2 separate regions of the Homo sapiens genome follow, and region 1 is linked to region 2. The links are chromatin loops, found by intact Hi-C in ENCODE. Cell type or tissue: natural killer cell. All regions are shown on one strand.

Region 1 (4,000 bases), 120 kb after region 2:
GTACGAGAGCCGCAAAGAATAGCCATGTGCCTGAATATGTGTCAGCCGCTGTGTGACTGGAGGGGCTGAGGAAGGGGCGTAGAGGGTGTTGTGAGGTCCCTTCCGACAAGCAGTCAAGAACGCATAGAAATACATTACAAAAATTAAATAGATAAGTTGAAATGCATGTTAAGAAGAGCCCCAGAGTGTGGTTGCTTGGGTAGGGGTAGGTTCAGGAATTGAAGGGACGTCCCTAGGGCCTGGGTCCCTGCCTCCTAATTTGCCACAAATGTAACAGTGTCTTGTTGCTTCCAGGTCACTCAGGGATTCGACTCTGAGGTCAGTGATGCACTTGGCACCAGAACTCGATGGGGTTGGCACAGACCTGCCAGCCTCAGCCACTTTCATTCTGGAAGCTGTTAAAAGAGACAGTTATAAAAATTGAGGAATCAGCAAGAGAATTCCTGGTTCCGTGCTACCTTCTTCTCTCTGTCTTGGCAAGTGTAGGGCCTGTCCACTTGCTCAGGACTCTTTGTCCAACCTCAGCTCCCTAGACCTTTCATCAGTGGCTCAGGGGGTCTCTTCAGGCAGCCTCTTCCGGCTAACACTTCCTCCTGTCTTCCCTCTGTCAGGGGCAGCTCTTCCGTGGTTCCTTGCAGACCCCAGGTCAGGCCAGAAAACACCTCTATGGCCCTTCCCTGTGTCCCACCACCAGATAGGACCTCAAAGGCCTGGGGTCCCCAGGATGGCCCTCAAACCGACTGGTGCCCTTGCAGGCTGCCACCCTCCAAGTCCTGCTTCTCTCTAGAGATGGGCAGGAGCACCAGCCCTCACCTGGCACCAGCAGTGAGTCTCATAATTGCCATCTACCATTTTGCTAGGGGGCTTCTGGGGATCCTAGGAAAAGCAGCAGATGCCTGGGTGCTTGGGGACCTGGGCATTCTGAGGGAAGGAGCAGCGTGACCCTGAGTCATTTTTCACTGGGGACAAATGAGCCAACTCCTTCTACCCAGTGATAAAATCAGAAGGAAGCAGATGGAGACAGCACTGTTCAGGGGATGATTTGGGGATGAGAAGAACTGGCAGGAAGTTGGGGATGTGGGGGTGAGAAGAACCAGCAGGAAGTTGGGGATTTCTTGTTTCCCCACTTTTCCCTTCCATTTCTGTTTGAGCCTTAGGTTTGGCCTCCGTCTCCCTCTGTAGGAATTGCAGCTAATTAAATATTCTGCCTCTTATTCCAGCTTTACTGGTGGAACATAATATGGTCTAAGAAGAGATTTTTCCAGCAAGAGGCCATCTCTGCAAATCACCTGTGAGGCAGACCTGTGGCAATTTTATGACTCAGCTGGCCACCGGGATTGTAGCTGGGTTCTGCCGCTTGTTGAAACCTACTCAGTGTTCTCCTTCCCTAAGTAGGACAAGACCGTATCCTGCCTTTAAGATTTATAGAATAAAAACTGAAAACTCTTTGGGGAAGAAAATCTTCCCGAACAGATAGCCCAGGGCATTTTGAAAATCCCTTAGGAAGTTCTCTGTTTCACTTGGGTACCTTTGTCCTTGGACTTTGGTGATGTGGTTTGACCCCAGCCAGAGAGTGCAGGGAACAACAGCAAAAGGCAGGACAAAGACTGACTCGTGAGAGGAGGCCCAGGAACAGGGGGGCATCGTGAATGAGGAGGACGTGGGGGCCCAAGAAAGTGAGCTCTTGCGCACTCAGTCACCAGCCCCCTTCTGGGGTCCAAGCTGTGTCCCCTTCTCTAAAGAGGTAAGCCCTGAGTCATGGGAAGATGGAAACCGGGGCTGATGAGACAGGATGTTTTTTAAGCACCGTGGTATCTTGTTGACTTGCACATGCACGGGGGTCTTGGGTAACCACAGGGCTCAGGGTATTTGCAGGAACAGTTCAAGTGCTCACTTGTCTTGGGGCTGTTTATGGGGAAGTGGTTTCCACAGTGAGAGGACGTGAGATATTGTTGTCACCCCGGACCACACTTAGCTAGTTCCTTCTCACTAAAGCTCTGTAGTCATATTTTCCCTGGCAGAGCAGAAACTTCTATGTTATCCCACAGCTGTTCTAACGGCGTAGACTTGACTTATGCAATGATGCCAGGAGTCCTGAGCAGCACAGCCCAACTTCAATCACACACAGATGGACAGAGCTGTATTAGCAAAGCCTGAGCTACTGAGCGATGAGAGTACAGCCAGGCTTTCAGACATCTGTTCATTCAAGAGAGATATGCGCTAAGCCAAGGACCTAAAGATGTGTTTAATGTGGGTGCTAATATGCATAAGGAACCTTGAAATAAATGTTCTTAGCCTTTGGCCAAGAGGGTCCATGTCTAGGAATCTATTCTCCATAGAAATAAATTCAAATATGGAAAAAATGAACAATGCATAAGTGTATTTGGTCCCCAGCATATTTATAGCAACTTAAAATTGGACCCAATTTAAATGCCTATGATATGGAAATTGCTGAGAAAATTATGGGCTCTTCCCTTAATTGGCTATTAGGCAGCCTTTACAAACAATGCAGTGACATGAGAAATGCTTATGTTATGGTAAGTTTAAAAAACTCAAGATGCAAATCAGCTTATTTTAATCAGGAGCCACCTAGCATTTGGGATGTGGTCAATCCCACATAATGTATTTTTGTGGGTGCAGTTCCCAGGAAAGAAGAGGAATAAAAACGGCAAGTATGAAGTGTCTCCTTCGCTTGCAGTCTCCTTGTCTACCCCTTTGTCCATCCACTATGAAAGGACTCCCTTCTGTTCCTTAATATGGACAATTTCTATTGAGGACTCATTGTTCTAAGAATTGTCTCATCTCCTCCTGCATCCTCAGTGCCCGATCTTTGGCTTCTATGAAGGAAGGTGGGCAGTGCCTATGGCAGGTCCAGTTCTACCTTTCTCAGTATGTTCTGGCGTGGGTATGTAGCCCCATTTTCTAGTGGTTACCTTGACATCATGAAGAGTTTATGTCTCTTTTGCCCTAGGTTTGGGCAATAGTCATTCACTGTGCAACAGGAAATACACGAGTCAGCATCTTATTAAAAATAAAGTCATTCAGGAAAGTGGACGACTAATAGTTTCTAATCTAGAGAGCATAGGAGAAGAAATGTTTACCACACACAAAGTATTAGTGCCTTTTATATCACGAAGACAAAAATAACAGGAAAAAGACAAACACATTATAGTGAAAACTTGTTTTTCCTAACCAGCATCTATTCTGCATGTTTCCTGATGCCCGAAACTCACATTTCCTCAGGAAAATCTCCCTTCTGCACCATTCTCAGGCTTTAAGTTTATGTAAAATTCAGTAAACCCAAAGATTCAAGTTATGTGCCTTGATTAACTTAAGCAAATCAATGAAACCCATCCCCATAACCACAGCGACAGGTTAGGAAATTCGGTTCCTAAGTCAGTCACATCCGAAAGGGCCTAGTGATGTTTTTTTCCAGTGGGATCACAGACTCACTCTTCCTTGCAGAAAATGAACAAAGGATTCATGTAACACTGGCAGGTACTGGCAGCCACCCAGGGCCTCTCACAGGAAAGGGAGATCAGAAAGAGAAGCAAAGAGGACTCATGAGATACCATAGGGCTGCTGCGTCCAGCCTTGCCTGGAGCTAGGGCCACCTCGATGCCCTATAGTCTTGGAGCCACAACGTGCATTTACTCAAAGCCTCTTTGAGTTTGGTTTGCTTGTTTGCTTTCTGCCTGGAAACTGCCAGCATCCTGAGAGATACGAGATCTGCATCTGTGCAGAGACACAGGGTTTGTTAAAAGTCACAGGCCCTGACTGAAGTGTGGAACTGGCTGAAATGAGAAAGTGGTAATTTGGGGAGGACCTTGTGAAATGGAAGGAGTTTTAAACCTTACATGCATCAGAATTACCTGGAGCCTTGTGAAAACACAGGTTGCTGGGCCCTAGTCCATTAAGAAAGGAAGTGGGGCTTAGAATGTTCATTTCTCCCATGTTCCCAGGTGATATTCACCATGCTGTCCTGTCTGGGCACTACCTT
Region 2 (4,000 bases):
TTTATCCTACTGAGATAAATGAGATGGTTGAAGTCTAATTCATTGGGTTATTAGCGTGAGGTAGAATCTAGGTCTATTTAGTTCTCACTGGTGCTGGTAAGTTTTACAATGACCTCAGCAGTCTCCTAGAGTTCAACCCCTTGGGTAACATAAAAGATGTCTATACTTTTCTCAGCTATCTTGTGATTTAATCTATTAGAAAAAAAATTCCCCAAGGAGAGTTAGGAGAAGGGCATAGACTATTCAGGGAGCTTGATTCCCTGTAGCGTAAAATAAAGACTAAAATGGAGAGACAAGACTAGGGAAATTAAGGAGAAACAAACAAAAAGCCAGATTATTTCCAGCTTTCTTTTCCTGCAGGCCTCAACTCTGAGCTATGCTGTCTCCCTTTGCTCCTTTGTGACCCGCCTGGGCTTCTTCTCCTGAGCAACTCCTGTTGTCTTTGTTCCCTCAGATAAGATTCACACCCCATGCATCTGCTGCTTCTCCTACACCTCCCAGTAGATGCACTGCAAATTTTCGGTTGCCTATTATAAAACCAGTGGTGAGCGGTCTTAAAATTAAAATCCTATGATATATTTTAATTACTTTATACAGTCAATATTCATTTAGTTTTCATCACATATTTGCTCTTCCTGTCCTCTTAAATTCTTCTGCATCTCTGAGCTCCATCTGCAATCACTTTTCTTCTGCCTAAAGGAATCCTCTTAGTATTTTCATTACTGTGGGTCTTCTGATAGTGAAGTCTCCATTTTTTGCTTGCTTGGAAATGTCTTCATTTTACCTTCATTTTACCTTCACACTGGATATGAAAGTCCATAGTAGCTCCCACCTCCTACTTGTGCTTACGTGCTCCTTGTCCCTTGTCCCATGGGTTGTCTCCTCCATATGCCCTATTTGCAGACAGAAGGACTGATGCTGACATTACGCCAGGGTAAGAGCACCAGCTGCTGGAGTCAGCAAATTTGCAGTGGATATGGAGAAACATAAGAGAGGCAGGAGACAATGGGGTGCCTTAACCGTGAGGGAACCAGCATCCAGAACCTGAGAAAAACCAAGTAAATTTCTTCCACTCTTGAAAAGGGACCAGCAAGAAGTTGATGAAGACCTCACTGCTCAGGACTGTGAAGTAGGGCACAAAAGGAACTAAGGAAGTCAGGCATTCATCCTTGACTTTGAGTGTTTCTTTTAAATCTCTGCCTCTGTCTTACTCTCACTCCCTTGCTCCCTCTTCAGGGAGTATAGCTCTTGGAATGGCTGGCCTTTGTTCCATCTCTTTTGGGTAGGAACTTCATTCAGTCTACAGAGACTTTTCCCAGCAAGAGACCATCGTCTCTAAATCGCTGTAGGAGTAGAGCTTCTCAGGAGAACTGAAGGAACTCTGCCACTTCCTCACCCTAGGAACCAACTAGACCCAGAGTTTGCATCTTGTGAATGACTGAGTTAGGCCCCAGTTTTCCCAACTAACAATGGGTCCTAGCCCTCTCCTGCCTTTCAGATCTAGGTTAGATATCTAAGTCCTCAGAAAATAGCCCAGAACATTTTGAAACCTTTTGTGAAGTTCTTTGATTTTACTTAGAGAATCTTAATCCACAAGAATTAAGTGATATGGCTTAAATGTCTGTCCAGAGCATAGGGAAACAACTCTAAAATGAAGAAAGGACAAGGGTCAAGAGAGTCTCACGGGACAGATGAGACTTGTGAGCTGAGGGCCATGGAGAGGAGATGGAGGGCACCAAAGAAGACCTGTTCAGTGTTGGGCAGGCAGAGGAGTGTAGGCAATGCCAAAACAGGACTGGGCACTCACTGCCACCTACATCGTTCTGGGGTCCAAGCCATGTCCTCAACCCTTTACAGGCAACTCTAAACCATGAGGAGCTGGAGACTGGGGATGACCAGAGGGGAAGATGTTAAGTGCATGGTGTCTTGCTCTGAGTTGTACATGTTGGGGTACCTTGGGTCCCCCAGGGGTTCAGGATGTACAAGAGCAACTCAACTGCTCACTTGTTGGGGCTGAATGTGCAGAAATGTTTTTGACAGTGAGAGAGGGTGAGATGTTAGTGTTGAAGTCATACGTACAAGGAGAGATCTTCAGATTAACACTTCCACCACAGAGCAGCTCTCTAATGCTGTGCTGCAGCTCCTCTGACCACATGGTGTGATGTAAATGGTCATGCCACAGCGTTCTGGGCAGCACAAGTCACATTTAAACCACACCCTGGGTGAAAAGGACCATTACATCGTGTTAATCGGAGTGCTTCTAAGAAATGCTTAACTCATGAGGAGGACGTCAAGAATTGGTGTTACCAAGAAGCCAAGCTTAGCTGGTACCTTCTATCAAGAACAGATCTATTTGTGAATGGCACCATGGTCATTTCCTCCTATGGAACAGATATTTCTAGTGTTGTGTTTCCATTGCACAGAAGTGACATGTAAGATGATACCCCAGAATCTTAAGTAGTTCGAGTTGTGTTTGATCCAGACCCAAATGGACAGAATGGAATAGGGAAAGTCTGGACTATGGGAATGACAAGAATGATGGGGCCAGGCTTTTAACTGCTGTTTGATTCATTGAACATTCATAGCTCCCTACAATATGCCATCATTGGGTTTGACTCTGGGTAATAGACATGAATATGCATGACATATGGGGTGTCTATATAGATCAGGAGCCTTAGATGCCCTTATTTTTTCACCCAGGAAGCCCACAGCTAGGAAAATATCCTACAGAAATAACCTCACTTATGGAGAAAGTTTTTTGCATACAGATGTTTGGCACAACTTATAACAATGAAAAATTGGCCAGGTGCAGTGGCTTACACCTGTAATCCTAGCACTTTGGGAGGCCGAGGCAAGCAGATCACCTGAGGTCAGGAGTTCGAGACCAGCCTGGCCAACATGGTGAAACCTCATCTTCACTAAAAATACAAAAATTAGCTGGGCATAGTGGTGCACGCCTGTAGTTCCAGCTACTCAGGAGGCTGAGGTAGGAGAATCGCTTGAACCTGGGAAGTGGGGGTTGCATTGACCTGGGATCACACCACTGTACTCCATCCTGGGCAACAGAGTGAGACTCCATCTAAAAAAAAAGGAAAAATTGAAACCAACCCACATATGTTACAGTAGTGCATGACAATATTAATGCACTAGGCTTAAGTAAATTAGGCAGTTCTTAAAAATACTGGAATGATTTGGAAAAGTCTTTTAATATTAAGCACAGTCATATGCTGCATAACAATGCTTTGGTCAATGACAAACTGCATATATTATACAGTGGTGGTCCCATAAGATTATAATTCTGTATTTGTACTATACCTTTTCTATGTTTAGATATGTTTAGATATGCAAATACTTAACATTGCATTGCAGTTGCCTACAGTATTCAGTACAGTGGCATGCTGTACAACTTTGTAGCCTAGGAGCTACAGGCTGTACCATACAGTGAAGGTGTACGGTAGACTACACCATCTAGGTTTGTGTAAGTCTATGATATTCCCACAATAACAAAACAGACTAATGACAAGTTCCTCAGATGTATTTTTGTCATTAAGTGATGCATGGCTGTATAAATAAAAAAATACAAAATTAAAACCTGTATCATGACAACAGTAATGTCTTCCCCCACCAGACACAGTAAGAAGAAGGAAAAAAGCAAATGAGCAAACAGTACTATCATAAGCCTAGAAAAAAACTGCACTGGAAAGAAATATACCAAACTGTTTTTTAAAAAAAAAAAGTGGCTAGGTTTGGGTACTAGAATTTTTCCTACCTTCAATGAAATTTTTTTTTCAGGTTTTGCATCAGAATGCACATATGCCACAATAGGGAATGTAGAAAAAAACTCTCACATTCCTGCCTCCGTTTGCCTGCTGCCTACCCAGCTTTGAGATTCTAAATGAGTTTTTATTCTTTTCTGTATTTTATGTGTTTTCAAAATTAGCTTTACTGCTTTTTGGTGTAATCTATAGTTCACATAACAAATCATATAAAAAGCTATTTG

The links. Peaks named below come from ENCODE experiments on the same cell type or tissue, not always from the same donor. Only the 100,000 strongest peaks of a DNase experiment are listed, where the experiment ranks them.
Region 1: a loop joins it to region 2, with 3 times the contacts of the local background. A loop is called at or near these places in 1 of 110 quality-filtered maps.

Annotation. Positions count from the first base shown.
Region 1 is chr17:36,187,203-36,191,202 of GRCh38, forward strand. It overlaps LOC128966684, which reads left to right. Exons shown (of 4, transcript XM_054328434.1): 3 at 612-825; 4 at 1,221-2,306. The coding sequence ends at 698. Among named protein-coding and RNA genes, the nearest start is that of CCL3L3, 7.6 kb to the right of the region's middle. In natural killer cell, no CTCF peak of the experiment used is centred here; DNase peaks (open chromatin) are centred at 1,069, 1,339 and 1,909; H3K27ac peaks cover 915 bases.
Region 2 is chr17:36,064,605-36,068,604 of GRCh38, forward strand. All of the region lies in intron 1 of CCL18 (C-C motif chemokine ligand 18), which reads left to right. Among named protein-coding and RNA genes, the nearest start is that of CCL18, 2.3 kb to the left of the region's middle. In natural killer cell, no CTCF peak of the experiment used is centred here; a DNase peak (open chromatin) is centred at 2,157; H3K27ac peaks cover 3,881 bases.